Linked DNA regions of Homo sapiens: region 2 is linked to region 1. A link is a loop called in an ENCODE intact Hi-C map of the cell type or tissue named here. Cell type or tissue: heart right ventricle. All regions are shown on one strand. Each heading gives the region's core, and the rest is flanking DNA. Links, peaks and the distances in the headings are about the cores only. Region 1 overlaps DNAJC24 (DnaJ heat shock protein family (Hsp40) member C24). Region 2 has its middle 42 kb from the start of SNORA88.

What was found. Peaks named below come from ENCODE experiments on the same cell type or tissue, not always from the same donor. Only the 100,000 strongest peaks of a DNase experiment are listed, where the experiment ranks them.
Region 2: it touches region 1 in a loop (3-fold over the local background); 37 of 110 quality-filtered maps call a loop at or near these places.

The regions. Positions count from the first base shown.
Region 1 is chr11:31,378,077-31,393,662 of GRCh38, reverse strand. All of the region lies in intron 2 of DNAJC24 (DnaJ heat shock protein family (Hsp40) member C24), which reads right to left. Among named protein-coding and RNA genes, the nearest start is that of DNAJC24, 16 kb to the right of the region's middle. In heart right ventricle, for the core only: no CTCF peak of the experiment used is centred there; no DNase peak of the experiment used is centred there.
Region 2 is chr11:32,178,270-32,193,855 of GRCh38, reverse strand. No RefSeq gene overlaps it. Among named protein-coding and RNA genes, the nearest start is that of SNORA88, 42 kb to the right of the region's middle. In heart right ventricle, for the core only: no CTCF peak of the experiment used is centred there; no DNase peak of the experiment used is centred there; H3K27ac peaks cover 764 bases; H3K27me3 peaks cover 336 bases.

The sequences.
Region 1 (15,586 bases), core at 4,423-12,422:
AGAGCCCAGTATCTCTGCTTCCGAGATGACACCATGCACGCTGCATCCTCTGAAGAGGAGGGTTATGCTGGATCTTCACATAGCAGGGATATGGGCCAAGAGAGAGTAAGAGGGAACTGAACTTGCCCTTTTCTAATGGCCCCAATCCTACCCATGAGGGTGGAGCCCTCACGGCTAATCACCCCATAAAACTCCTACCACTTAACACCATTACAACAGTGATTAAATATCAACATGAGTTTTAGACAGGACAAATATTCAAACCACAGCACACCTTGCCTGCTTTTAGAGAGTGCTCTTGGTCTCTTCTCTATTGCCATACCCCACGTCCTTAGCTAAGAGGATCTGCATATAAGGCTCCTATGTGCCCCATTATAGGTTATGTTTCACTCCTCCTTGTAGGGGCTCAGGACACAAGAATCCCCTGCCCAAACAACCTGAAGTCAAGAGGAAGCTTATATCTCTGGTTAGGGGTAGAAAGAGAAGCAAGGTAGGATAAGTGGTAGCTGTCTCTGTACTGCTGTATTCGGGCATAGAAGCCGAAGGGCTCTGTCTTAGTCCATTTGGACTACTACAACATAAAAACCATAGACTGGGTTGCTTAAACAACAAAGATTTATTGCCTGAATCAAGGCACTAGCAGATTTATTGTCTGGTGAGGGCCTGCTTCATAGATGGCTTACTCTGTCCTCACATTGTGAAAGAAGTAAGGGAGGCGTGGCACAGTGGCTCACACCTTTAATCCCAACACTTTCAGAGGCCAAGGTGGGCAGATCACCTGAGGTCAGAAGTTTGAGACCAGGCTGGCTGACATGGTGAAACCCCGTCGGGAGGCTGAGGTGGGAGAATCTCTTGAACCTGGGAGGCAGAGGTTGCAATGAGCTGAGATCACACCATTGTGCTCAAGCCTGGGTGACGGAGCAAGACTCCGTCTCAAAAAAAAAAAAAAAAAAGAAAATTGTGAGGGATTTCTCTGGTGTCTCTTATATAAGGGCATTAATCTCATTCACAAGGGCCCCACCCTCATGATCTAATCACCCTTGAAAGGCCCTGCCTCACAGAATTCTAAATTTAATCCTGGTCTTCCAGGTCTATATGAAGGTATATTTGTAAGGAAAAAATATTTTTAAGATAGAATATCAACATATTTATTTAATATTACCTTGATTGATAATGTTTAAATACACAAGCACTTGGTATGTAGACTTTATTTCTCTGGGTCTAAAACTACTAGGAGTGGGCCTTATGACTTGGTATATATTTAATTTTTATGAGTACATACTAGGTTTATATATTTATGGATTACATACGGTATTGTGATACCGGCACACAACACATAATAGTCACAGCAGGGTAAATGGGGTAACCATCACCTCAAGCATTTATCCTTTATGTTACAAACAATCCAATTAAACTCTTTTAGTTATTTTTAAATGCACAATAAATTATTGTTGACTGCAGTCACCCTGTTGTGCTATCAAATACATCTTACTCATTCTATCTAGCTCTATTTTTGGAACCATTAACCATCTCCACTGCCCTCTCCCCCACCTATCTACCCTCTCCAGCCTCTGGTAACCATTATACTATTCTCTATCTCCATGAGCTCAATTGTTTTAATTTTAGTTCCCACAAATAAGTAAAAACATGTAAAGTTTGTATTTCTCTGCCTGGCTTATTTCACTTAATATAATGTCCTCTTCTTTCCATGCATGTTGTTGCAAATGACAGGATCTCACTTTTTATGGCTGAATAGGACTCCGTTGTGTATATATACATTTTTTAATCCATTTGTCTGTTGATGTACACTTAAGTTGCTTCCAAATCTTGGCTATTGTGAATAGTGGGGTCATAAACATGGGAGTGCAGATAGCTCTTTGATATACTAATTTCCTTTTTCTGGAGTATATCTAGCAGTGGGATTTGCTGGATCATATGGTGGTTCTACTTTAAGTTTTTTGAGGAACCTCCAAACTGTTCTCCATACTGGTTGCACTAATTTAATTCCCATCAACTGTGTACAAGGTTTCCCTTTTCTCCACCTCCTCGCCAGCATTTGTTATTGTCTTTTTAATAGAAGCCATTTTAACTGGGGTGGGATGACATCACTTCATAGTTTTGATTTTTATTTCACTGATGATCAATGATGTTGATTGAACAACTTTTCATACACCTGTTTGCCATTTGTACATCTTCTTTGAAGAAATGTCTATTAAGTTTTTTGCCCATTTTAAAATCACATTTTTTCCCTATTGTTTAAGCTCCTTATACATTCTGGTTATTAACCCCTTGTCAGATGGGTAGTTTGCTCTAACTAGGACTTCCAGTACTATGCTTAATAACAGTAATGACAGTGGGGATCTTTGTCATGTTCCAGATCTTAGAGGAAAGCCTTTCAGTTTTTCCCTATTCAATATAATACTAGCTGTGGGTTTGTCCTATATGGCGTTTATGATGTTCAGGTATGTTCCTTCCATAACCAGTTTCTCAAGGGTTTTTGTCATGATATGATGTTGAACTTCATCAAACACTTTTTCAGTATCAATTGAAATGATTATATGGCTTTTATTCTTCATTCTGTTGATAAGATGGATCACATTGATTGATCTATGTATGCTGAACCATCCTTGCATCCGAGGGATAAATCCCACTTGGTCACGAAGAATGATCTTTTGAATCTGGTTTGCTAGTATTCTGTTGAGGACTTTTACGTCAATACTCATCAGAAATATTGGCCTATGTTTTCCTTTTTTGATGTGTCTTTGTCTGGTTTTGGTATCAGGGTAATAATGGCCTTGTAGAACGAATTTTGAAGTATTTTCTCTTCCTCTATTTTTCAGAATAGTGTAGTAGGATTGGTATTAGTTCTTTAAATGTTTGGTAGAATTCGGCAGTGAATCCATTGGGTGCTGGGCTTTTCTTTACTGGGAGATTACTTTTTTTTTTTTTTTTTTTTTAAGATGGAATCTCACTCTGGCAACCAGGCTGGAGTGCAGTGGTGCGATCTTGGCTCACTGCAACCTCCACCTCCCAGGTTCAAGCAATTCTCCTGCCTCAGCCTCCCATGTAGCTGGGACTACAGGCATGCGCCACCAGGCCCAGCTAATTTTTGTATTTTTAGTAGAGACAAGGTTTCACTATAATGGCTAGGAAGGTCTCGATCTCTTGACCTTGTGATCCGCTCCCCTTGCCCTCCCAAAGTGTTGGGATTACAGGCATGAGCCACCGCACCCGGCCTTTAATTTTTTTTTTTTTTTTTTTTTTTTTGAGATAGAGTCTTGCTCTGTCACCCAGGCTGGCGTGTAGTGGCACGATCTCAGTTCATTGCCACCTCCACCTCCCGGGTTCAAGCAATTCTCCTGCCTCAGCCCCCCTACTAGCTGAGATTACAGGTGCATGCCATCATGCCTGGCTGATTTTTGTATATTTAGTAGAGACAGGGTTCCGCCATGTTGGCCAGGTGGGTCTCCAACTCCTGACCTCAGGTGATCCACCCGCATTGGCCTGGTGGCTAGGATTACAGGCGTGAGCCACTGTGCCCAGCTTGATTTTATTACATCTTCGATCTCGTTACTTATTATTGGTCTGTTCAGGTTTTGGTTCTCCTTTTTTCATGTGGGCACCTATTGCTATAAACTTCCCTCTTAGTACTGCTTTTGCTTTATTCCATAGGTTTTGGTATGTTGTGTTTCCTTTTAACATTTGTTTCAAGAAATTTTTCAATTTCCTTCTTAATTTCTTCATTGACCCACTGATCATTCAGGAGTATGTTGTTTAATTTCCATGTATTTATATAGTTTCCAAAATTCCTTGTTATTGATTTCTAGTTTTACTCCATTGTGGCTGGAGAATATGCTTGATATTATTTAGACTTGTTTGAATTTTAAAAAATTGTTTTGTGACCTAACATATTGTCTGTCTTGGAGAATGATACATGTGCTGATGAGAAGAATATTTATTCTGCAGCTGTTAGATGAAATGTTCAGTAAATATCTATCAGGTAGGTCCATTTGGTCTATAGGTGCTGATTAAGTCTGATGTTTGTTAATTTTCTGTCTGGAAGATCTGTCCAATGATGAAAGTGGGATGTTGAAGTCTCCAGCTATTACTGTATTGGGTTCTACCTCTCTCTTTAGCTCTAATAATGTTTGCTTTATATATCTGGCTGCTCTAGATATCTATTTGGTGTATATGTATTTACAATTGTTATATCATCTTGCTGCATTAACTCCTTTATCACTATATGACCTTGTCTCTTTTTATAGTTTTTTTCTTGAAATCTATTTTGTTTGATATAAGTATAGCTCCTTTTACTCTTTTTTTGTTTGTTTGTTTCAATTTGCATGGAATGTATTTCTACATCCCTTTAAGTCTATGTGTTTCTCTATAGGTGAAGTGGGTTTCTTGTAGGCAACAGATGGTTGGGTCTTGTTTTTTCTAATTCATTCAGCCAGTATTTCGTTTTGGAGAGTTTAGTCCATTTACATTCAATGTTATTATTGATAAGTAAGGACTTACTCCTGCCATTTTGTTATCTGTTTTCTGGTTGTTTTGTGGTTTTCTCTTCTTTCCTTCCTTCCTGTCTTCCTTACAGTGAAGGTGATTTTCTCCGGTGGTATGTTTTAATTTTTGCTTTTTATTTTTTGTGTAGCCATTGTATGTTTTTTGATTTGAGGTTATCATGAGGTTTGCAAATACTATCTTACAACCTATTATTTTAAACTGATGACAACACTGATTGCATAAACTAACAAGCAAAGAGATAACTAATAAAAACTCTGAACTTTTACTTCATCCTCCTGCTTTTTAAATGTTTGTTTCTATTTTATATCTTATTATACTGCCTATTTCTTGAAGTGTTATTGTAGCAATTACTTTTTATAGGTTCATCATTTACTCTCTCTTCTCAGGATACAAGTAGTTTACCTACCACAACTACAGTGTTATGAGTTTTTCTGTGTACTTATCGTTAACGGTGAATTTTGTACCTTCAGACGGTTTCTTATTGCTCATTAATGTACTTTTCTTTCAGACAGAGGAAGTACCTTTAGTATTTCTTGTAGGACAGGTCTGGTTGATGAACTCCCTCAGCTTGTATTTGTCTGGAAAAGTCTTTATTTCTCCTTCATATTTGAAGGATATTTTTTGCTGGATATACTATTCTAGAATAAGATTTTTTTCCTTCAGCACTTTAAATATGTCATGCTACTCTTTCCTGGCCTGTAAGGTTTCCACTGGGAAGGCTGGTGCCAGACACATTAGAGCTCCTTTGCATGCTATTTGATTCTTTTCTCTTGCTGCTTTTAGGATCCTCTCTTTGTCCTTGACCTTTGGGAATCTGATTATTAAATATCTTGAGGTAGTCTTATTTCGGTTAAATCTGCTTGGTGTTCTATAACCTTCTTGTACTTGAATATTGATATCTTCCTCTAGGTTTGAGAAGTTCTCTGTTATTAACCATCTGAATAAACTTTCTACGCCTCTCTCTCTCTACCTCCACTTTAAGTTTAATAACTCTTAGATTTGCCCTACTGAGGCTATTTTCTAGGTCTTGTAGGCATGCTTCCTTCTTTTTTTATTTTTTTTTCTTTTGTCCCTTGTGACTGTATTTTCAAGGAGCCTGTCTTCAAGCTCACTAATTCTTTATTCTGCTTGATCAATTCTGCTGTTAAGATATGCTGATGAATTCTTCAGGATATGAATTCCATTTGTCAGCTCCAAAATATCTGCTTGATTCATTTTAATTATTTCCATCTTTCTGTTAAATTTATTTGATAGGATTTTGAAAGGCTTCTCTGCGTTATCTTAAATTTCACTCAAAACACCTATTTTGAATTCTCTATTTGTAAGGTCACATATCTCTATCTCTTTGGCATTGGCCACTGTTGCCTTATTTAGTTTGTTTGGTGAGGTCGTGTTTTCCTGGATGGTCTTGATGCTTGTGGATGTTCACTGGTGCCTGGGCATTGAAGAATTAGGAATTTATTGCAGTCTTTGTAGTCTGTGCTTGTTTATGCCTGTCCTTCTTGGGAAGGCATTCCAAGTATTCAGAGAGACTTGTGTGTTGTAATCTAAGTCTTTGGTCACTGCTCGTATATCTTCATTAGAGGGCATCCCAAGCCCAGTAATGCTGTGGCTCTTACAGACTTGTAGAGTTACTGCCTTGGTGATCTTGGGTAAGATCTGGGAGAATTCCCTGGATTACTAGCCAGGCTCTTGTACTCTTCCCTTATTTTCCCCCAAATACAGTCTCTCTCTCTCTGTGCTAAGCTGCCTGGAGCTGGGGAAGGGGTAACACAAGCACCTCTGTGGCCATCACCACTGGGACTGTGGTGGCTCAGACTTGAAGCCACCACCGCACTGGTTCTTGCCCAAAGGCCCACAGTGACCACTACCTGGCTACCTACCTATGTTCACTCAAGGTCGCAGTGCTCTATAATTAGCAGGTGTTGAATTCAGCCAGGCTTCTGTCCTTCCCTTCAGGACAGTAAGATCCCCCTGGCCCTGGGCAAACCCAGAGATGCTATCTGGGACCAGGGCCCGGAGTTGGAATCGTAGGAGTCTATCTGGTGCTCTATTGTACTGTAGCTGAGCTGGCACCCAAGCCACAAGACAATGTCTTTCCCACTTTTTCCTCTCTTTTCCTCATGCAGAAGGAGTCTCTCCCCTATGGTCACCACCATCCCAGGCCTGCAGCAAGTACTGCCTGGCTACCACTGATGTTCACTCAAAGCCTACAGACTCTTCAGTCAGCTTGGGGTGAATGCTGCCAGCCCGGGGTCTCTCCCTTCAGGGCAGTGGGCTCCTCCTGGCCCAGGGAAGGTCCAGTGATGTTGTTCAGGAGCCACAGTCTGGAGCTGGGGATGCCAGGAACCCACTTAGTGCTCTACCCCACTGTAGCGAAGCTGGTATCCAAGGTACAAAACAAAGTCCCTTTACTTGTCTCTCTCCTTTCCTCTGCAGGAGTCTCTCTCCATGGCCACCATAGCTGAAAATGTGGTGGGTCACATCTGAAGCCAGCACAGCCCTGCGTCTTACCCAAGGCCCACAGCAAGTACTGCCTGGGTACCAGTGATGTTCAAGGCCCAACATCTCTTTAGTCAGCTGGTGATGAATCCTGCTAGAACTGGATCCTTCCCTTCAAGGCAGAAGGTTCCCCTCTGGCTCATGGTGTGTCTAGAAATGTAGTCTAGGAGCTACAGCCTAGAATGGGGGGCCTCAGGACTCTGCCTGATACCCTATTCTACTGTGGCTGAGCTGGCATCCAAGTTGCCAGACATAGTTGCCTTTACTCTCTACTATCTTCATCTCAAGCAGAAGGAAGGAATCTCTCCCAGAGTTGTAAGCTGCATTGCCTAGGGTTGGGGGAGGGTTGATGCAAGTACTCCCTGGGCCACCCTAGCTGGTATCTCATCAGGTCACGTGGACCCCAAGTCAACTGGCTCTGAGCCCAGCATAACACGTGTCCAGGAATTACAACCCTTGTGGCCTAGACTGCCTTTCAAGTTTACTTATGACCCCAGAGAACTTTAGCTCATGGTGGCAGGGTTTGCTGGAATTGGAACTCAGATTCAGACCTCTGGGATAGAAAACTTGCCTCTGTCTAGGGCTGATCTAAATGCTCTTTGTGGGTGCTGGTTGAGTTCTGCCAAGTGTTGCTTTCCGCTGTGACACAGCAGCACTGTGGATGCAACATCCTACGAGCATGGTGCTCTCCCTTCCCCAAGCACACGGATTCTCTTTCCACGCCATGTGGCCACTGCAGGGGGATGGGGGAGAGATGGTGTAGGTGATTAAAGACTGTCTTTCCTATCCTACTCCATGCCTCCTTCCTTAATATAGTTATTCAATTTGATGTTCCTGCAGAGGGGATGACCACCGGAGGCTTCTATTCGGCCATCTTGCTCTGCTTCCTCTCTAGGATTGGGCCTTAATAATATTACATTATTACTATCACCTTTTCACAATCTTGTCAAAAGAGGGAGGAAAAAAAGAACACTCAAGAAACCTTATATTTTTAGTGATCTTTGTGTTAGTTTACTTAACTTAGAAAAGAAACAAGTCTTTTAATGATAATTTAATTTACAAGATTTTTCTTACTTAACTCCCAGGGGGATTGGAGTCAATCATATGGTGGGACAGTAAGTGATTAAATTTTTACATTTCTAAGATCTTCATACAGTTTAACACAAAACAAACCAACAGATATCATCTAATATATAATTTACTTCAAATGCTTTTGTGGCACATTACAGTAGTACATGCATAAGATGGCATTCATTGAAAAGTCAGGGACATCTAGATAGTCACCAAAGTTTGAAGGAGTTGTAAAATCAAAAAGGTCACTGTAAGGGTAGATTCTAAAATCTACTCATGTATCTGGGAAGATCATGGCTCAAACAAAACATGGTTGGAATAACCAGTTTTTTGGCCCTTTTTTATTATGTAATAATAAATTGCTCCAGTTGAATGCTTCACCACCTGAAGTTCCTTTTAATATTTACTTTCTAAAAACCCGATATGAAGAATCTAGAATAATTTGTGATAAATGTTTAAAACTTTTTAAAAATTACAAGATAGTGTGCAAAAGTCACTGTGATTGTGAAGTAATCATGTCTGAACTAAAAGATGCATTAAACTGGGTAACAGAGGCTTTTTAAAAACTCTTTTTTTCCCTTATAATTTTCATGACTATTATTCCTAAAAACAGTATTCTTTAGTAAACTGAAAATTATATGCTTATATTCTCTATTTTCTTTTTCAGATACTTTCCTTTAAGTATCTAATATGCTTATTCTTCCCGATTCTAACATTCTCTTCTGGAACACTATTTGAAGCTCTCAAAAACATATCTTCAGACTAGCTATTGAAAATCTCAAGAGAAAAATGTTCCACACTCTTGGCTGAATTATTAAAAATGAAATCTAACAGCTGGATAGCCTCTGAGGATAGGTGTAGACAAAACACTGGTTCAAAGATTGCTACAGGTCAAATCACTTCACATGCTGTGTGGCTCTATTCTGTCATCAGTTCACATGGGTCAAGGGCTATGTAACATCATCAATGAACCTGTAAGGAATAATAGAAAAGGGAGAACCGTACTGCAACTCATATAGAGAGGCCAAATGAACAGAGCCAACTTCCTTCTTAACCTTTTTATTCTCCTTCAGCAAAATCCAGCACAATTCAACCAAAGAATGTACTGAGAATCTATTATATTGAGTCCATGAAGTTGGTGCTACCAAGGATACAAAAATAACTAAGACAGGATCCCTGCCTCCAAGAACTTCACTTCTAGCTGAGAGGGAGCCACAGGCATAAGCAATTAGAGTAAAGATAGGATATGGACAGTGGAATAACAGAGTTATGATGTATCAATGGAACATCTAAGAAGTGGGGAGACTTTCTGAGTAACTACAATGATTAGTTCAAGAAGTTCTTTGAGTTGTGCCTTAATGGGAGGTAGACTTCCTCCACTGAATAGGAAGAAATGAGAAGAGGGCTTCTTATTTACAATGGGGGTAGCGCTAGTCTATTCTTTTCATTGAGAACTACAAAATGAAGATGAAATACATTATAAAACACTGTAAAAGCATCAAAGAGTTGACAAGATAGTAAGGCCAAAACTGAAGGAAAAACAATCAAAGACAAAGAACTGAAGGTGTTTTTGCCCTGAGAGTATTTTGCCTATTCTGGAAATTATTCTGGAAATGAACTTTTGTTCTGATAGCCCTATTTGGCTTAAGATAATTACATACATTATAGAGGGACTGACTGAAGAAGGACAGATTATTAGAACAGAAAACAAAAAAGCTGAAACGGAGTCCCACACCTAGCTGTGCAGAGGAGATACATTCTGTTACATTAGGACGAAAGGCTGCATCAGGTGTGGTTCCCACACTTATGGCATATGCTGGCCCTTGCCCTTTTTTCCTCACAATACAGCAATCCGGGGGGCATTTCTTTTCCATAAACTACAAGCAAAACTTTCTGTGCAACCTTGCTTTCCAATTCCTGTAACTGGTAATAGCACTAACTTCCCAACATGCAACTGAACACTTACAAAGTAAGAACAGTTTTCATAGGTGTCCAGATCCAAAGACAATGTGAAAATTACATGTAATCAAAACTACTCTTGAAAATCTTTAAATTGTCCATGAAGTACAGTATCTGAAGTTTCATGAATATAACCTATAATATTATAATATGAGAAATACATGTATTTGGTCTCTGCCCCTAGTTCCTGGCAAACAGCTCCTAAAACCCTTGGAGTCTCTAGAGTGAAGAGTATCTTTTGTATGCTAATGGAATGACTAGTGGCTGGGGGCCCCTAGGCAGCTTCAGGATGGTGGCTGGTCACCAGAAAGACTAAAGCATGATTGGAGGGTTGGGACTTTCAGCCCCAGCCCTCAACCTCCAGGAAGTGGAGAGGGGTTGATGGTTGAGCAGATCACCAGCAGCCACTGATTTAATCAAGTATGCCTACCTAATAAAGCCCTCATTAAAACGGATGGAGTACAGTGACCTCCAGGTGGGTTAACAAAGAACACACTGTGCCAGAAGGGCAGTGCACTCCAAATCCACAGCTTCTGCACTGGGGACCCCTACAGACCTCACCCTATGGATCTCTTCATTTATATTCTTCAAAATATCCTTTGTAATGAGTATGTAAATACAAGTAAATTTTCCGAGTTCTGTAAGCTGCTTCAGCAAATCAATTGAGAACAAAGAAGGAAACATGGGAACCCAGATTTACAGCCAGTCAGTCAGAGGCACATATCACAACCTGGGGCTTGCATCTGACACCTAACATGGAGGGGAGTCTTATGGTAATGAATCCTTAACCCTTATGGATCTGACACTGACTCCAGGTAAACAGTGTCAGAACTGAATTACAGGACACCCAATTGGTGTCCACTGGAGAACTGCTTGGCATGTGGGGAGAAAACCATGCACAATCCTACAGTCAGAAGTACTGTATTGAGTGGTGTGTGAGAGTAGGGAAAACACTTTGGCTTTTTCCCATCTCAAAACAACTGTATACAACAATATGTACATATAATTGCATTACATATACAATAATAAACAGATAAAACCACACATCCAAAATATAATTTTCCCATTTTTAAATGTTTTGATGGACAATAATAGTTAAATTAGTATAATGTCATTATTCTGTATTTTTATATGGCCCTGCATGATTCTTTAAATGCATCTTGTACATAATTTCTACTGATGATGATAAATTATGATAAGGCATCACATGCAAGACACTGGCTAAATGCTTTATATTCATTCTTTCATTTAGTCTTTATGAAACCCTTGAGGTAGGTATTATTGTGTTGATTTTTGCAGATAAGGAAACTGAGTCTAAGAGAGGTAAGTCATTCTTCCTAGGTCACACATATCATAAATGGTACAAGTGAGGCCCAAAGCCATGACTTTTAATTACTGTGCTATATATACAGCCTCCCTATAAAACCACATTTTAGAATTTATATACTGTACATAATATTTATTACATCAGATACCAGTACTTAAAATAAACTCTGCCATATCCACAGCACCTGGAAACAGTTCCTAGAAAAACAGTATATACTAACCCTAACAAATGCTGAGTGAATGGATGAATGAATTACTAAAGACACCCTCACATTGTTTCAATCCTCATAAACAGATTCGAATATATACATTTAACTAATTTGAAAAGTATAATTCTCAAAAAAATATTCTGGATTACCTTAGGGATTGTAAGAATTATATTTTGTATTTTTAAATGTTTTGAGAGCCAGGCGTAGTAGCTCACACCTGTAATCCCAGCACTTTGGGAGGCAGAGGCAGGCGGATCATCTGAGGTCAGGAGTTCGAGACCAGCCTGGCGAACATGGTGAAACCCCGTCTCTACTAAAAAATACAAAACTTAGCCAGGCATGGTGGCATGTGCCTGTAATCTCAGCTACTGGGGTTAGCTGAAGCAGGAGAATTGCTTGAACTGGGAAGGCGGAGGTTGCAATGAGCTGAGATAACATCCCTGTACTCCAGCTCGGGTGACAGAGCAAGACTCCATCTCAAAAAAAAAAAAAAAAATTTTTTTTTGAGATAACCAAAAAGTAATGAATAGCTAGTTTAAGTTGCTTCAGGGAAAAAGATATGTCTTTTCCAGACACTTATCCTACACACCACACCAATAACAATGCTCAATTTACAGTCAATTTCAAAATCTTAACAGAATGAGAAGAGACTTTACAGTCCATTACTGAGTTTAAGAATCTATTTGATCTTTAATTGTAGATAACATGGACACAACAACATTAATTGTATTTGTGACACAGAAAATAATTCAAGCACAGATATGTAATACAAATTATTATAATTATTAAGAAGAGTGAATTTGAAAATAAGGGAAAAATCAGTCAAAACACAAATAACCTTAACCAGTAAAAGGGGATTCGTGAGCTAAAAATTTATGATTTACTTGAAGTCAAATTTTAACGATGCTTCATGTCTCAAGAGGTATGATTTTATGTATACCTTACAAGTAATAGTTACTACTTTTAATCATATAAAACCCATATAACACCCGAATGCACTAATCAGACTTCTTATAAAACATACCCAAATGCACTAATCAGACTTCTTACAAAACATTTTGGTTGAAAGTATACTATGTAATGTGCTATAATAAGATTTACTCTTTGGGAGTGGGTGAAGGGATAAATTAATCTCTCTTTAAAAATCTTTACTAATATGGTTCATTAAAGGCCAAATAAAACATCAAGATGTTTTTAGAGCCTAAAATAATGGCTCAAGAAATCTATAGCAACAGAAAGCAGATCCATGGTTGCCCAGGGAAGAATGAGAAGCATAAAGGAACTTTCTGAGATGAAAATGTTCTATATCTTGATATGGTGTTGATTATACACATACATGTAGTCAAGACTCACTGAAATGTACTAAAATAGGTACACTTTATTGCATATAAATTATACCTCAATAAAGTTTATTTTTTAAATGCCTAAAAGAAATACATCCTAATAAGAAACATAATAAAGTTCGAGTTATTTTATAAAAATAAAAGAAAAAGTAAAACAACTATCACCCTAGTTTCTAGAACTCCAAAAATTTAACAAAAGTGGGATATTAATCCCTTCAGAAAGGACTGACAAAAATGTTTTCCTGTCTTTGTATTTTGGCGTAACTGAAAATAACATACGCCAAATCATAAGGAAATTCTAAATGTGAATATATTTTAAAACAAAACTTTCACTTTTCCCATGTTAATGTTTGCTTAATAATACTGGTTGAAAATGATTTTTGGTCTGTAAGTTCGTTGCATGTTACTCGATTTTGAATATTTATTATGTGTCTTTGTTCTACTTTTCTGTGCTCATCTTCCACATCCTCAATCTCTTTCTTTAGTTTTTGACATTCTATGATTCTTTTAGCTAGATTCTTTCAGTTTCTGAAACGCTATAATTCTTTTAAGCTAGACTATGTGATAAATATAATAATGCCCTAAATCATCTCTTCATAGATTTCCTATCAGCTAGGTAAGTCAGATGATAATTAGAAAGTTATTTTAAGATTTCTTTCAGCCGGGCACAGTGGCTCATGCCCATAATCCCAGCATTTTGGGAGGCTGAGGCGGGTGGATCACCTGAGGTCAGGAGGTCAAGACCAGCTTGGCTAACATGGTGAAACCCTGTCTCTACTAAAAATACAAAAAAAGAAAAAAAAATTAGCTGAGTGTGGTAGCGGGCGCCTGTAATCCCAGCTACTTGGGAGGCTGAGGGAGGAGAATCGCTTGAACCTGGGAAGTGGAGGTTGCAGTGAGACTAGATCGCACCACTGCACTCCAGCCTGGACGACAGGGTGAGACTCTGTCTCAAAAGAAAAAAAAAAAGATTTATTTCTTTCACTGTCTGTAAAAGGAAACTGTGGAGCATTTATACTCAGATTTTCTAACTTAAAAGCATTATCAACGATGACATTTTAAACAAGCCATAAAGGGGATATTTTTCATCTTAAAAACATGGCAAATGAGAGACAGATTACCACTGCAGTCTCAATTAATTGTTCTGTTTAAATTGCATCCATTATGAGTCAACAAACCAATCTTGGGTTGCCAAAAGTTACTTACAGTATGTTAAATTAAGAAAAAAATTCTCAGACTTGGTGGGTCAGCGAGAGCAGCGGTCCCCAACCTTTTTGGCACCAGGGACCAGTTTTGTGGAAAACAATTTTTCCATGGATGGGGGTGTAGGGAGTATGGTTTCAGAATGAAACTGTTCCACCTCAGTTCATCAGGCATTAATTAGATTCTCATAAGGAATGTGCGACCTACATCCCTCACATGCACAGTTCACAATAGGTTTGTGCTCCTATGAGAACCCAGTGCCACAGTGGATCTGACAGGATGCAGAGCTCAGGTGGTAACACTCGCACACTGGCTCCGCACCACCTGCTGCATGGCCTGGTTCCTAACTGGCCATGGACCAGTACTGGTTTGCAGCGCGGGGACTGGGGACCCCTGAGCTAGAGGACAAATGAAAATATAATAGAGAAAAAAACAAAAACAAAAGAACAAATACCAGAGCTGGCTTTAGAGAGTAACATAGTATAAGCATCTCATTTTTACAGATGAAGAAACTCAGATCCATGCAGTTTATGTATGTTAAGACACACCTTAGTTGTCCTAGCACAATTTTACTGGAAATGGCTAAGATAAAAGAAAATGAACTTCTTAAGATATTTTTACATTCCTCAAGAATTGGGGAAGTAAATGTCATTAACTAATAATCAGGCATGATAAGAACTCAGGTTTCCACAACACCACACTGCCACCTTTCACACTTTTCACCAAGTTTCTAGTGTAATTTCCTTCCCTCCCTCTAGAGCTCACGCTTAACTTTTCACTAGTCTGTACCTTTAACATAAATAATACCTTTTCTCTAAAGATATAATCTATTATTGCTGCATTTATGCGATAGGAATATTAAAAAAAAAACCACTGGAAAGGTAACTGACTGCCTGCTTTTTTTTAATACAGTTTTCAAAGTATATGTAAAGTGTGTCATAATTTCTTGCTGCTAGTCAGTATGTTACTTAATCTCTGAGCCTTGGTTTACCCATCTATATATTAGAAATAATAATGATATTGCACTTTGCAGAGTTGAATAATTCACATGAAGTGATTACAAGAGTATCTGATACGCAGTGCTACATGTTAGCTAAAGTTATTCATTTAAAATGCTATTCCTACCACTTTTATCACGAAAAAGAATTGTTTATGATAGAGTCTCCCTATGACATAACTATTTATTGTTACGTATCATGCATTCTATATATTAATAATACCTAGATGACAGCTAAATAGTTAACTATGGTAACAGAAATTATAATGTGAACTACAAGACAAGTTATATCTTCCAGATTTTTACTTACAACACTCCTAGATTTTTTTTCACAAAATTTCTCTTAATGCCTAAGTACCTTTCCTGTAATCAAGATCTCTTTTGCTTTGTAATGTACTCAAAAGACTTATTTAAAGAATTGTTCTTCACTCCCTTCTTTTCCAACGTGGTAA
Region 2 (15,586 bases), core at 4,998-12,997, 800 kb before region 1:
TGTAGTAAAAATTCTGGAAATGATACACCAAAAAATTAATAGTGGGGGAGCTTTAGAAGATTTATGTTACTCTTAAAACATTTCTATAGAATCTGGGTTTTTTACAATAAATATGTACTATTTATACTCAGGAGAAAAGCACCAAGTTATTTCCTCTCACTCATTAAAGAAAAAAGGAACTTACTATTTATAAAGCAAAGTGCAGTGTATGGATGATCACAAGAAGGAGTTGGCCTCAGGGATGGAGGAAAGTTATGAGATACACACACATGGGTGGGGAGCTAAGTGATGAGAGATTTATTCCAACTCTGCATGTATGGTGGGGAGGTTCATAGAGGAAGTGACATTTGAACTTGACCTTGAAGGATAAGAATCAGCGGGACATGGAAAAAGCATCTGAATTGATAAGGCCAATGGTGATAAACTGCTTATAGTCTGAAGTTAACGGGATGAGTTTCCCCCCAAAATCTGCTTCTCAGTAAAGAAAGAATTGCCTTATATTTAAGTCCTTCAAGTTCCCCCACACTAGGGGATTCACTTCCAATTTTTTCACTTTGTAAAACTATATTAGCCTGAAATCACCTAAATCAATGTTAGTTTTCGATGCTTATACAGGTTTCCAGTACTGATTTAGGGATTATTTCTTTGAGCACGACTTCACAATGGCAAGTGTTAGATTCTGTTATAAATGCACTTTTTAGAAATCATGTTACAAAGCAATAGAGTACGTGGTTACAAGTGAAGATCATGAATATATATACATATAAGTACAGAAGAAAGAAAGATACAACAGTTATAATGGTATGTGAAAATAATATTTGCAGCTTCGGATAACATTTTTGTGTTATCATACACAGATTCAAAAGTGCTGTATCTCAAATGACTTAGATGGAAATGAAGATGAAGTTCTCTGGAAAACTGACTCAAAAAAGGTTCTAGTGATGAAAACAACTGAAGTTAAAATAAAATTGCTTCATGAAATATGAATATAGTTTCTAAATCAATGTATGATTTTTGTATACCATGTAATTTTATATGTGTATAGGTACCTAAGTTTAATTAAATATAATATGTTTCCATTTGGCTATTTCTATATTTAAAAAGTTTTTTCTCTGATTTTCTCATTGACAAGAAGGTGAATTGGCATTTAGGGTGTTGCCTTATATTCAGACAATATGATATTTCCTGTGTCTAACATACACATTTCTGATATTTATGTTATATTCAACTTGTGATACACTAATAATTAATAATAGCGACAGTTACCAACTTTGCCCACCTACTATGAACTGTGGAATGTGTTTTTTACATCTTTTAAACTTTATTTTTATTCCTCATGATAACCCTGCAAGGCAGATGTATTAGTTTTTCTGGGTTGCCATGACAAAGTACCACAGACTGAGTGGCTTAAAAACAACATAAATTTATTTTCTCACAGTTCTGGAGGCTAAAAGTCTGAGGTCAGGGTGTTGACCAGGTTGTTTTTTTCTGAGGGCTGTGAGGAAAAATCTGTTCCAGGCCTGTTCTCTGGATTCTGGGGGTTCGTTAGCAATCCGTGGTTCCTTGTCTTATAGAAGCATCACTCCAATTTCGCTTTCATCTGCATTTGGCATTCTTCCTGTGTGCGTGTCTGTCTCCAAATTTCCCCTTTAGATAAGGACACCAGTCATGTAGGAGTAGGGCCCTAATGATCTTGTTTAAACTTGATTACCTCTGTAAAGACCCTGTCTCCAAATAAGGTTTCATTCTGAGGCATCAGGTCTTAGGATGTCAACATATGAATTTTGGGAGATGCATAATTCAACCAGTAACAGCAGGTATGCTATTGTCCTTTTACAGGTGAGAAAATTAAGACTTGAGCCAGGTGTGGTAGCTTACACCTGTAATCCCAAGACTTTGGGAGGCTGAGGTGGGAGGATTGCTTGAGCCCAGGATTTCGAGACCAGCCTGGGCAACATAGTGAGACCCTGTCTCTACAAGGAAATTTAAAAATTAGCCAGACATGGTATTATGTGCCTGTAGTCCCAGTTACTTGGGAGAATGAGGTGGGAGGACTGCTTGAGTCCAAGAGTTGGAGGCTGCAGTGAGCTATGATCACACCACTGCGCTTCCAGCCTGAAATCTGAGTGACAGAGCAAGACCCTGTCTCAAAAAAAAAAAAAAAAAAAAAAAAAAAAAGAAGAAGAAGAAGAAAAAGAAAATAGAGATTTGAAACTGCACAACTATAAAGTGCTGGAGCCAGGGTCTGAACCCAGTGTGGTCTGAAGCCAGCGCATTGCCTGCTGTCTGCCATCCTGCCTTCCCAGGTCTGTTGTGTCCTGATGGATACTGCCTTAGGGAAATGCTCTCAGCAGCCATGGGGTCTGCAAGGTTTTATGTGAAGAGTTGATGCCACAGTTAATCTCTTTCATTCTGATAGCTTTATGTTTAAATGTGAACCAGAGTAAAAGTAGATAATTGTATCATATTTATATAACTAGACTTCACCCTTAGAAAACCCAGTAGCTAAAACCTAAGTTTGTTCACTTTGTTTGTTTACTATTTATTATATTGGGTACCTGTAACAGGTAGAAAATTCTGAGAAAATCTTAAAATACAGGATACTTGCCCTCATCCATTCCTTTTGCTAGACTGAGATGTACATAATCAAATGAAAATTTAAAATAGGAAGCCCACATATGAGCACAAACTTATACAGTACAGTACAAATCGCGGCAGATTTCTGATTTTAATTAGTTTCAGAAAAATGGAAAGTTAATTGGAAATCACGGCAGAACTTCTGATTTTTAATTAGTTTCAGAAAAATGAACCCACCCCATTCTCCGTGCTTTAGAACTTCCTCTGCCTTGATAGTGATTCTTTGAAGAACAGAGGATTAGGATAGAAAATCATGGTACCTTTCAGGATTCTGAAAGAGCCACAGACTTGCACTAGTTGTGAAAATGGAGATGGCAGCCACTTACTGAGCTGTGCGTCTGGTTCTGGGCTGTCGGCTTGATATGCATGGTCTAATTTCATTTCATTCTTGCAATAACCTGATGTCCTAGGTGCTATTTGCTCCATCTTATAGAGAAGAAAACTAAGGCTTAATGAGGTGAAACAGAGAATGACTGCTACGTTCATTCATTCCCCAAGTTCTTCCTGAGCACCCTGTCTTACCAGGCACTGAATGTGCAGTGGTTGATGGAACAAACCCTCCCAGAACGGAGAGTGCAATCTGGCTACGGCCACCTCCAAAGCCTATGCTCTTAACCAGCATGAAGGGAGAAACGCCATTCAGGTTAAAAAAAAAATGCTGAATAGAATCTGTCAACGCAGCCCCACAGACTGGATTAAAAATGGTCAGACTGGGCCGGGCACGGTGGCTCACACCTGTAATCCCAGCACTTTGGGAGGCCGAGGTGGGTGGATCACGAGGTCAGGAGATCGAGACCATCCTGGCTAACATGGTGAAACCCCGTCTCTACTAAAAATACGAAAAATTAGCCTGGTGTGGTGGCAGATGCCTGTAGTCCCAGCTACTTGGGAGGCTGAGGCAAGAGAATGGTGTGAACCCAGGAGGCGGAGCTTGCAGTGAGCCAAGATTGCGCCACTGCACTCCAGCCTGGGCAACAGAGTGAGACCTCAAAAAAAAAAAAAAAAAAAAGGTCAGACTGGCGAGAATGGCATTAGCTTGCTCATGGTCTCCACCAGCACTGTGGCACGACGATCAAACGCTGCTGTCATACTATCAGTGGGTCCAAACAACTCTGCCTGGTAAAATAAGGGGCCACATTATTGCCAAGGAGAGGTGAATGGAAGGCTGGGGTGTTTGCTGCCAATTGTTGATCGCGTTATATCCAAATCAGCATCAATATGGGGCTTGGGATGGGAGTTCACTGTAATATATCTAAAATCTTGAGCAGCACTCAGAAAAATACAGTTCAACCATTCCACTTCTAATAATGTGTTGTTATTGTAATTGTATTACCCAAATCTTATTTCTTTTAAGTTTTTCTAAAACTCTAGCCCTGAGTCTCTCAACCTCGGCACTATTGGCATTTGGAGCCTGATAATTCGTGGTTGTGGAGGGCTGTCGCGTGCACTGTAGAACATTTAGCACATCCCTGGACTCTACCCACCAGGTGCCACTGGCACATTCCCTGCCCCCAATTGTGACAACCAAAAATGGCTCCAGACATTGCCAAATATCCCCTGGGGAGCAGAATTGCCCCCTGGGGCTTGGGGTTAAGAACTACTGCTCTATAGAACTTGAGAAACAAAAAAATAAAAATAAAGGATAAAACAAAAAGAACTACTGCTCTAGGTCTATTGTATTATAGGCCTATTGTATTATATTTCATATTATCAGGCCAGTTGGCCAGCCAGCATTTACTGGGTATGTGCTAGAAGGCACCGGGGTCACAATGCGATTGGAGTTATGTTGGGAGGTCTCTCCATCAGGCAGAGGGTGAGTGTGACTGGGCCTTGAAGGGTTGGGGTGGGGAGGAAGAGTGAGCAGGCATGCACACAGCCTGTTTGGGGCCCAGGAGCATTATGTGTGGAGCAGGAATAGAAGAGAAGCCACGGCAGGTGGGTTGGGATTGGAGAGTCTTGAATGGCTGCACACAGCTGGGTCAGAGACTCTCAGGGGATAGGGGTTTCTTGTCAGGGTGTGGGGGCTGTAGATGAGTAGGGATCCCATGGGATTCTTCCTCATCCTGGGTCTGAGGTCTCTCCCTCAGCCCCTGGGGTGTGAGATCCTCACCTCTGTCCTCTGCCCATCGTGCAGATGCTGCTTCTCCTGCGTCCTCTGCATCTTGATGCTTTCTTATTCCTGCTCCTGGTTTCTGTTGGGTGGCTTCTCTCTGAAGCTCTCTGTTTACACTCTAGAGGGAGACTTTGAGTCTGTTTGGCGTAACAAGTTACCATTATCCTCCTTGGGCAGTTTTTGCACTGGCTACATCCTAGGTCATGGTTAGCCTAGCGCTGGGTGGCTGTGAGGCCAAGTGCTCAGCCATGGTCCAGTTCTCAGCTCTGTCTTGCTTGTGGATCTGCCTTGGGCTACTTTCCATATGACAGAGTGTGACAATGACTGGCACCATGGTTGACGTATCTGGAATGACAACCTAAGGGGTTGAGATTCTAATTCTGCAGACATTGAGCAGGGTCTCTAGGGTTCTGAGGGAGTGAAAGCTAACACCTCCCTTCTCCAGGGGCTCCATGTTGGAGAGGGATAGTCCTGAGGTTAAGCCTGGCCTGGATTCAAACCCCAGCGTGTTCACTGTTCACTTACTTCAGGCAGATTTAACCACTCAAAGCCTCAGTTTAGAGGTTGATGATGATGATAATAGTATCTACATCTCCAGCAAGCAGGGACTTTGCCTTTTTGCTGCTGGATCACAAGCTCCTAGCACAGTGCCTGGCACATAGTAGGTGCCGAGTACCTGTTTATTAAATAGGAATAGAGGCATTTATTGAGGATTAACAACACTCCAAGTGCTGTTCTAAGCATTTTACATGCACCAACTCATTACTTCTCACACTGGTGGGAGGGGGTAGAAACTGTTATTAACCTCTTTTTCCAGATGAAGAAACTGAGATCTGGAAAAGTTAAGTCACATAATGGAGGCACCTACAAAAATATTCAGGCAGCCTGGCTCCAGGACCTAAGCTCTTTGCTACCATGTTGTGTTTTTTTGGAATCCAAGATTCATTGATATAATCAGAAAAAGAGTAAGCCCTTAACAGATGGTAGCCACTTAAAAAAAAAAGAAGACACTTCCCATTAAACAGTAGATCCTGAAAACATGAGAAGGAAAGAACAGTACCTCAATACTAGGTATTATACAAATGCTTATCAGCTGGACAATCTGTCTGACCCTCTGTCTCTCTAGAACATAGGTATAGTTAAAAATAATTCTAGTGATGGCCAGGCGCAGTGGCTCATGCCTGTAATCCTAGCACTTTTGGAGGCCAAGATGGATGGATTGCCTGAGCTCGGGAGTTCAAGACCAGCCTGGGCAACATGGTGAACCCCGTCTCTGCTAAAATACAAAAAATTAGCCAGGCATGGTGGCACATGCCTGTAGTCCCAGCTACTCAGGAGGCTGAGGCACGAGAATCGCTTGAACCTGGGAGGCAGAGGTCACAGTGAGTCAAGATTGCACCACTGCACTGCAGCCTGGGCAACAGAGCGAGACCCTGTCTCAAAAAAAAATTTATAATAATAATAATAATCCTCAGTGATGATGCAGAGTTTACTGTGTTCTAAGCCCTTTATCTATATTAATTCTTCTAAAGATCGAATGAGGCAGGCATTTGTTATTCTCTGCATTTATAGGAGAAACAAAAAGAGGCACAGAGAAGTTAATTGCTCAGTCACACAGCTAGGAAATGGTGATGCTGGGATTTGAACTCAGGTGGTCTGGCTCATAACCAGTAGGTTATGCTGCCTGGGGAGACTCCCCTATGTGGACTGATTATGATGATACAGTCTACCAGTCACATGCAGCAATAGTAAGACTTTTCAGAGTCTCTGTTCCCCCAAGCAAAGGTGAAGGTATTTTAAATCTCAAATGTGTGATTCAGAGTCATGGCATGAAAATACCTCTGTGTGCTGCATAAATTGTGTGCAATCTCTGCTTCATTTTGCATGCATGCTTGAAGAACATTATTTTTCTTTCTATTACTTTGTGGCTTTTTAGTGTCTGGACATTCACCTATATTATCTCAAATATACTGTGAATTCCTTAAGAGCCATTTTCTCATCCAGAACTGCTTCATACCATGATCCTGACCACAATGGCCTCCAAACCTATATGAACCTATTTAAACACAATGCAAAACTTCTTTGATTCACTTGTGTCATTTGCAGTTAATGGAAATACCCTGAGTGTGTGTCATGCCCAGGGCAACGTGGAGGATAGCAAAGGTGGATAAGGCAGGCTTCTTGTTTCTGAGAGTTTGCAATCTACAGGGCCAGTTTGCTATGAAAACAGCCGCATATAATGAAGGCAGAATAAAGAAGTGCTCAGTTAAGATATAAGATGTGTGTTGTGGAAATGCTGTGAATGGAAGAATTAATTTTGCTTGGAGAGAATGGAATATTTTATCTGGACTGAAAGGAGCAAGGATCATTATGTTGGGAAGGAGGGAAAGGTGCTTGCCGCTAGGTGAGGTGACAAAAGTCAGTTGGGACTACATTGTTAGAGGATCCAAGTGGCAATTGAAGGAGTTTGAACATTATTCTGTAGGCAGTGGGGAGCCATTGAAGGATTTTGAGCAGCAGAGTGACATAATCAGCTTGTATTTTAGGAAGACAACTGGGTCAATGTGAAGGCCAGACAGGGGAAGGAAAGACTGGCTGCTAGGAGGTCATCTCCTAGAAGGTCATTTCAGTAGCCCAGGTGAAGGATGAAGGGGCCCTAGCTAAGTGGAAGTAGAAATGAGTAGGGGGAGATGGATATTTGTGACTGTGGAAGTGAGTTGACACAACCCAGTTACTGATCAGCTATCAGAGGTAATTGAAATAGAGGAACTGAAGTTAACGAGTTTGGTTTCCATCAAGATGAGTTTGTAGTGACAGAGGAGCCACAGAGTGGGCCAGATCCTATCCTCCTTTCCCCTAACCCACAGCACTGTGCAGTAACAGCCTGATGCCACATGACCTGCACAGGAGGTGATCGTCCTGTCTTTTGAATTATATCTGATAGAGAAAGATCCCAGGCCTTTTCTTCTGGAAGTCAAGTTACTCAGAGGCCCGATATAGGCCAAGGTCATTTCTACTAGCACCAAACCCACAGCTAGGAAGCAACTGGAAATGGAGGCCATCTGAGCAGATCAGGGTGAAGAAGATGTTTGAGGAAACAAATTCAGAAATGGAGAGGCGTGACTCAGGAATGTGAGAGATCTGGCCCAAGGGAAGTGGGAAGGCTCTGAAGTTCAAGCTCACTGAGGAGACTTGTCATTCCCCAAAGACCTGTCTCTGGCAGGGGACTCCTAACTGAGTACCACCAGGGTTTTTCTGGATGTCTCAGGTGAGTTTTCCTCCTTTACCTGAGCCTGGCTCACAGGTTAGTATCTGTGCACAGAGTCTCCTCTTCTCCATTATTGCCATTCATTTCCCAAAGCTGTCTGACGCAAACTAGGACAGGTGCCTTATTTGGTGCTGGGAATACAAAGGATGAATTCATACCCAGGCTCTCGACTCAAAGACCTCATAATCCCATGAGGGAGGCAATTAAGGAAATTGGAATCAAAACTTTAAAAAGGAATTAAACGTTACAGAATTCAAAGGAGGGAGTGATTCATTCAGCCTGCAGTAGGTGGAAGGGATGATGTTGATTTGGATTTTGAAGAATGGGGAGCAAACCAAACAAGAATGTGGCAAACACACTTTAGGCCAGGGCAACAACACAAACCCACTGAAAGTGTCCATGGAGATGGTTCTCAAAGGGATTGAGTGCAAGAGGAAGTCAGGGAAGGAACTGTCAAGATGCTGATGAGGAGGGAAAAGTAGATTTGGGCTGGATTGTGGTTCTGAGGAGTTGGGTAGTGGAAGAGACATGATCACACTGTGCTTTAGGGCTGCAGCATGGAGGAGGGATGATAAGGGGAGAGATGGGAGGCTGTTGTAGTAACACAGACCAGAGATGTTGAGGGCTGGCATTCTAGCGCCAGGTACACAGAAGAGGCGGCAAAGCAGCTATTGCAGACACGGAGTTTGCAGAGCTTGGTGACTGCAGATGTCGGGGGTGAGAAAGGAGAAACACCAAGGAGGTGATGGGCCTCTGTGTCCCCAGCCTACCTCATCCCTCTTCAGGATGCTGATGTCTCAGAGTGGTCACTGGGAAGACGGATGACGGTCCTGCCCGATGTCCATTGTGGGGCCGGATAGCTGCCCCCAAACACACAGCCTTAACAAAAGCAGCCTCGTTACACTGCCAGAGAAAAGGAGATTTCATTTTCTTTTCACAAATGAAACTTGCAGTTTCAAGAAGGCTAGATTTTAGCCTGTGGTTAACTGAAGAGTCAGAGATAGCTTTTGTAACAAGAAGAGGGAAGCCGTTTAGGACTGGCCCCTTCTGGCCCCTCACAAGGCCACAGGGGGAGGCTTTTAAGAGGATGGTTTTTTGGGGAAAAAAAAATGAAGTGGAGGGTGGGGTGGGGGAGATGTCAAAAATCAGGAACAAAAAAGCTCAGGCACCTCTCCAAGCCTGGCTGAGCAGTTGCCAGGAGGCCAGGTGCTGCTGCTGGAAGCCACACTTCCCACTTGGCATGGCCGCCTGTCGTGGCAGCCATTTCCTGCGCCTGGGCTGGGAGGGCTGTCTCCCTGCTGGTGTGAGCTCGCCAAGATAGTTTCAGAGAGGGAGATAGAGAGGGAGGGAAAGAGAGAGAGAGAGAGAAACAGACAGACAGAGAGACACCAGAAGGCCCTCATGGAGTAGTTCTGTCTGGAGGCTCAAGGGACAGGCCTGCCTTCTTCATTGCTCCTGAGAATTCACTTCTCCTGCCTGGTTCTGCCTGGTTCTTCCTAGGGCAGGAATGCTTCATTGTGAGGCTCAGGAAATTCTTTATTGGTTGAGCCCTTTCTGGTTCCAGCCCAAGCCGAATTGCCCCTGGGAGTGTCCAGAGCCTCTTAAAGGATACCCTCTAAATCCAGTTCAGAGCTTGGAGCCATTGTCTTCCAGAATCAGAGCACAGGGCTGGCCAGCCTCCAGTTGCTGTTCCTTCCATGTTTTCAAGCCACTGTTGGTTCTATTTCGTCTCTGTGAAGAATCATGAGGAAAAAATATGAATCTCTTTCTAACCATCTATTTCCCAGCAGTAAGGATGCACCTTGAAATGGTTGAAATGGGCTTCCTTCCTCAGCAGTGGGTTGTGTTCCTGGTAAGCAGACTCCGGTTGAACCACACCTCTCTGGGGCTGCTTCTTCCAAGCATGGAGACTAATTCTCACTCTCATCTGGTAATTTTTAATCCAAGTCTGTGTAGTGGGATAGGAATGAATGATGCTGGACCAGACACTTATTCAGCTGGCATTTATTGAGTACCGCTGGATGCTGGGCACTGGAAAAGGTGGGAAGTACGCAATATATAAAGAGACTGTACACTAGTTTACAAAATAGTGTGACTTGGCCTCTAGGGCCAGATGACCTGGGTTTGAATTGTTGCATCATCTTTTACCAACTCCAAGGCAGAGGACAAGTTGTTAGCTTCTCTCAGCCTCAGTATCCTCATTCATTTGAGGATCCCTGTTCCTTCCTCACAGGAACAGGGATCTTATGAGGGTTATGAGATAGTCCCCACAAAGCACTAATGAGCACGGTGCCTGGTGCATAACATGGAGTCAATAGGTGGTAGCTCTTATTATGAATGAGGTTAGCAGTAGATCATTTGGGAATGCCAGAGATGAGCCCAAAGATTGGGCTTTGCCTGGAGGAGGGGACACCGACCTGAAGAGGGTAAGCAGGAAAGAGGCAACAGAGAGGTAGCAGAAAGCTTCAGTTTGGGGAAGGTGTGGTTAAAAAGCCATCTGGAAGCCTTGTCCAACATGAGTGTTACACTCACTGACTAGGTTTGAGGAGGGCATGATTAAACATTCTCCAAAAGGTCTTGGGAGGTAAGCTTTGCCTTTTGAGAACTGCAACATTTATAAAATAATGAAAGGACTAAACTGGCACAAAAGCAGTAAGCTTTGTGGTGGTATTCTGGCTTGTAATTTGCATTAGACATAATTACATTTCTTAAACATAAAAGGAAATATTTGTGATCTGCAGAGAGGGGGCTCAAACACACAAAGGCAGGTCTCTCTTGGTTCTCTGACCTATTAAGTGACAATTATGGTACCTGTGTTAAACATCTTCTAAGTGAAATAACTTGCCATTAGTAGTTCTGTGCTACTAATGCATTTCCTCCCTCAGTTGCATAAATGCCAGCATTTGTGATTTTAAATAATAGCACATAAAAGCCTAGAAGGAATCTTTGAAGTATTTGCTGACTTTCTTTGCCACCACAATTTAGAATTTCAAGTTCCTTTCCTCCTTTATTTTTCCCTTCAGAGTAACTGTTGACCCCACTGTAGCACCAAGGAATAGGAATGGCCATGTATAGCAGAAAATCTAGAATAACAGGGACTTAAGATTGCAATTATTTTTCATATAAAAGAAGTCCAGAGGGCAGACATAGCTGGTATGACAGGGACCCGGCTTCTGTCTTTTCACTCCACCTAGGCTTCCATCCTAAAGTCACCTGTGATTTAGGAAAGTTGCTGGGGCTTCAACCATCAGGGCGGGAGGAAGGAGCAAGTAGGGGAGGACAGGTGGACAACACTTCCAGCTGAGTCAGCTCCCCTGGAGAGCTTTTCTGGAAGCCCCACTTAACACTTACGTACCATTCATTGGGCAGCACTTGGCCTCTTGGCCACGCTATCTGCAAGGGAGGCTGGAAAATGTAGTCTTTTAGTTGAGTGCGTTGGCACCTGGGCTAACACTGGGGTTCTGTTAGCAAAGAAGGAAAGAATGGACACTGGATGGCAGTCACAGTCTCGCCCATGCTGTCTTCTTTGAGGCATTTCAATCTACACCACTAGCCTGTATTTTTACATGTACCTTGCTCAGGAAAATGTGGTGTTCTTTGCAGTGAAGTGACTTTTTTTGTCCCCATCTCTGGTCTGGCCCCATTAGGTATCTCAAAGACTTTCTACAGCCTGGAGAAAAATGCCAAGGTTTGCTTCAAAGGAATGTGAGGATGGATACCCAGCATTTCCTGTCTTGAATCTCAACTCTTAGAGATCTATTCTTGGCTTCATTATCTTAACTGCCTTCATTTCAGCCTGTTACTTATTCTAATTTAAGCAACTGCCTTGACTCTCCTGTTTGATGAACCCACTGGCTGAGTCCACTACCCCAACTCTGCTTTCTTAACTGCTGGGCTCCCCTGTCTCTAAAACAGAGAAATGCCGTGGGTGGTCCTTTAGGTAATGTCTCCAAAAGGCCCCCTTGCCTGTGCCCTGTTTTCAAGTTGGATTGCCTGGGAAAAACTGAACCCTAAGGGGGTACTCAGACATTCAAAATGATGGGGAAGGGTCAAGATTATCAGAGCAGCTGATGGCCACTGGGGTATGGGATGAGGAGAGGGCAATTATGTGGGGCAAATCATCTTAGCTGAGAAAGGAAACTCAAGTAAGATAGCAGTTCCATAGAATCCAGAGATCAGGCTGGGTGTGGTGGCTCACGCCTGTAATCCCAGCATTTTGGGAGGCCGAGGCAGGTGGATCACTTGAGGTCAGGAGTTTGAGATCAGCCTGGTCAACATGGTGAAACCCCATCTCTACTAAAAACAAACAAACAAAAAACACAAAACAAAACAAAACAAAACAAAAAATTAGCCGAGCATGGTGGTGGGCACCTGTAATCCCAGCTACTTGGGAGGCTGAGGCAGGAGAATTGCTTGAACCCAAGAGGCAGAGATTGCAGTGAGCTGAGATCGCGCCACTGTACTCCAGCCTGGGCAACAGAGTGAGACTGTGTCAAAAAAAAAAAAAAAAATCCAGAGATCATATTTGTAATAAAGAGCAGGGCATCCCACAGTTGCATAGTCAGGTTTTTAAAGAAATCATTGAAAATAACTCCTGTTGCCTTTTTCCTTTTACAAAAGCAGCACAACTCTTATTATTAGAAATTTTAGAATTGCAGATTAGCAGAAACATCGCAATTGAAAAGCACCGTGATTCCATTATATAACAGTAACTGCTATGAAGATCATGGTAGCTATCCTTCCAGACCTTTCTCTGTACATTCACATACATATATATACAGTCATGCATTGCTTGAGGATGGGGATACCTTCTGAGAAATGTGTTGATGGGTTATTTTATCATTGTGCAAACACCATAGAGTGGACTTACTCAAATCTAGATGGAATAGGCTACTACACACCTAAGAAACATGGTATAGCCTATGGCTCCTAGGCTACAAACCTGTACAGCATCTTACTGTGCTGAATGTAGGCAATTGCAACACAATGGTAAGCATTTGTGTATCTAAACATAGAAGAGGTACCATAAAAATATAGTATTATAATCCTATGGAATAACTATCATACATGCAGTCTGTCACTGAGTGAAATGTCATTTTTCATGCATAAATTTATTTTTAAATAAAATGGGATTACACTGTAGTTACTATTTTATTCTATGCTGCTTTGATTTAATAATGTGGAATGAACACTTTTTCTCTCTGTCCAAAACATTAATCTACTTTAGACTGCTGGTGTTCCATTGAATAGGTACCATAATTTCATTAAGGAATCAATCTATGGTTAAGCATGTTTCCAGCTTTTCACTAAACAATCCTTGGAAGATTATCTATACAGCTGAATCTCTGAACCTATCCACGCTTATTTATTTGGCATAAATTCCTAAATTGAGAGTCCTAAGAATGCATACATTTTTAAAGACTTTTGGCTAATATGCCAAATTTCCCCCAGACAGTTTCTCCCCAGCACTGTCGAGGACTGCCCTTTGGGTGGAGGGTTCATCTACCCAGGATGAAGAGCTGATATCTTTGGTAGCTTTGTAACTGCTCCAGCCCCAAACCACACGTTCCACCCAAAGGCAGTACAGTGTACACGTACTTATTCTGTAATGAAGGAGTGCAGTAAAGAGGAGGAGGGAGGGATCAGAGTACAAACCCCCAAGGCATGACAGGATAGGATTGGCCACGTCTGTCAGATTGTTTGGGGAAGTCATGTTCTCAATAAAATGAACCCAGCAGACAGATCGAAGACAGAATTCAGTGTGTGCTTATGAGAAGCTTTTGCTCACATTCCCCTCAGCCAGTAGCAGAGAGACTTTCTTATGAACATATTTGGCTTGAAGTGTTTGCATCTACTGAATCCTGTGGAAAAAGAGTGGACACCAGGCCGGGTGCAGTGGCTCAAGCTTGTAATCCCAGCACTTTTGGAGGCCCAGGCAGGTGGATCACCTGAGGTCAGGAGTTTGAGACCAGTCTGGCCAACATAGTGACATAGTGAAACCCTGTCTCTACTAAAGACACAAAAATTAGCTGGGTGTGGTGGCACATGCCTGTAGTCCCAGCTACTCAAGAGGCTGAGACAGGAGAATCACTTGAACCCGGGAGGCAGAGGTTGCAGTGAGCCAAGATCGCGCCATTGCACTCCAGCCTGGGTGACAGAGCGAGACTCCGTCTCAAAAACAAAAAAGTGGACACCAAATGGTTAATGGAGAACAAGAGTCAGGAGGAGGAGAGGCAGGCCAGAGTTGTGGGGGCAACAACTTGCTGATGACATAGTCCAGCCTGGTCCCAGCCTGTGAGGCCACCGTGAAATGTCCTGTGCCTTGCTAGTCTGCCCCAAAAGTGATCCTGACATGGCCTCAGTTCCCAGACCCTCGGCGCTTCTGTTTGGGAGTCCCAACCCTATTTCCTGGGCTGGAGCCAACTGGATCCCTGTCTCCATCACTTTGACATGAGCCTGGTAGAGTCACCTGAGTCACCTGGTTTGCTTGTTTGGCTAAAGGACCAGGCTTTAGCACCTTTTGACCTTGGGCCTTCTCTGGCTCCAAGTAACTGGAGGCTGTTAGAGTCAAAGCATCTCTGAGGGAAGAGACCATGTCACTTATGTTCTCTGGGTCCTCTCCATCAGTCTCTTTTTCTGTATCTAGTCCCATGGACCTGGTTTCCCTGTACCTCTTTGCCAGGCTTTTTTGGCGAATAAAAGCCATCAAGAGAAGAGATAAGGGATTGGAGAGTGGGTAGCCAGGTGGACAGACACAGAGAAGTGAAGGTTCTTCCTACAACAGTAGGCAGCTGAGGAGGCACATGAAGGCATGCAGAGAAGTGGAGCCCAGGCACCCTGGCACGCAGGCGCTGTGAGCCTGGTGGGTGTGCTGCTGGTGGAGGATCAGCCGATGAAGTAGTTCTGTGGCATCTGCCGAGTCCTATTAAGTGCCACGCACCAGCAGCCGCAGGAGATTTAAGAAAAGAAAAAGCCACTAAAACATCCCACCTGTTACCAAGGAGCTGGCAGAGGAGAAGCTGACCTCAACATTCACAGGAAACTGTGGCTGCTTAGGGAAGAGGTGTGTGCAGGGGCCTTTGGGAGCAGAGGGCAGAAGGAGCCTCACTCTGGCAGCACACAGCTTCCCAGAAGTCTAAGGCGCACTGAGTCTTGGGAAGGAGTTTGCCAGGTCGAAAGCAGAGGCTAGACAGCAAGGCGGACGGGTGGGCAAAGGACAGAGCATGGAGGGCTGAACATCGGTGGAGAATCTGGGGAAAAGGGGGAGTTCCACAGCCTGGAGGGTCTGGGTTACTATGTTAAGGAGGAGGAACATGACCTTGTAGGCAATTTAAAAGCTATTTCTCAGGAGCAACAAAAAGGTAGCTGAGATAGAAAAATTAGTCTTTGAGAAGAAGGGGAAAATTTTGGAGGAGGAAGGAGGATTCGAAGAAGTGGAAAAGCAGAGGAAAAGTAGGTCAGAGTGGGATGGGGGGGTGGCATGAGCAACAGAGGTGGGATTAAACAAGGCATGTGGAGGGCATGAGGAAAGACCTTCATGGTTGGCTGCAGGGTGTGTCAGGGGTGTT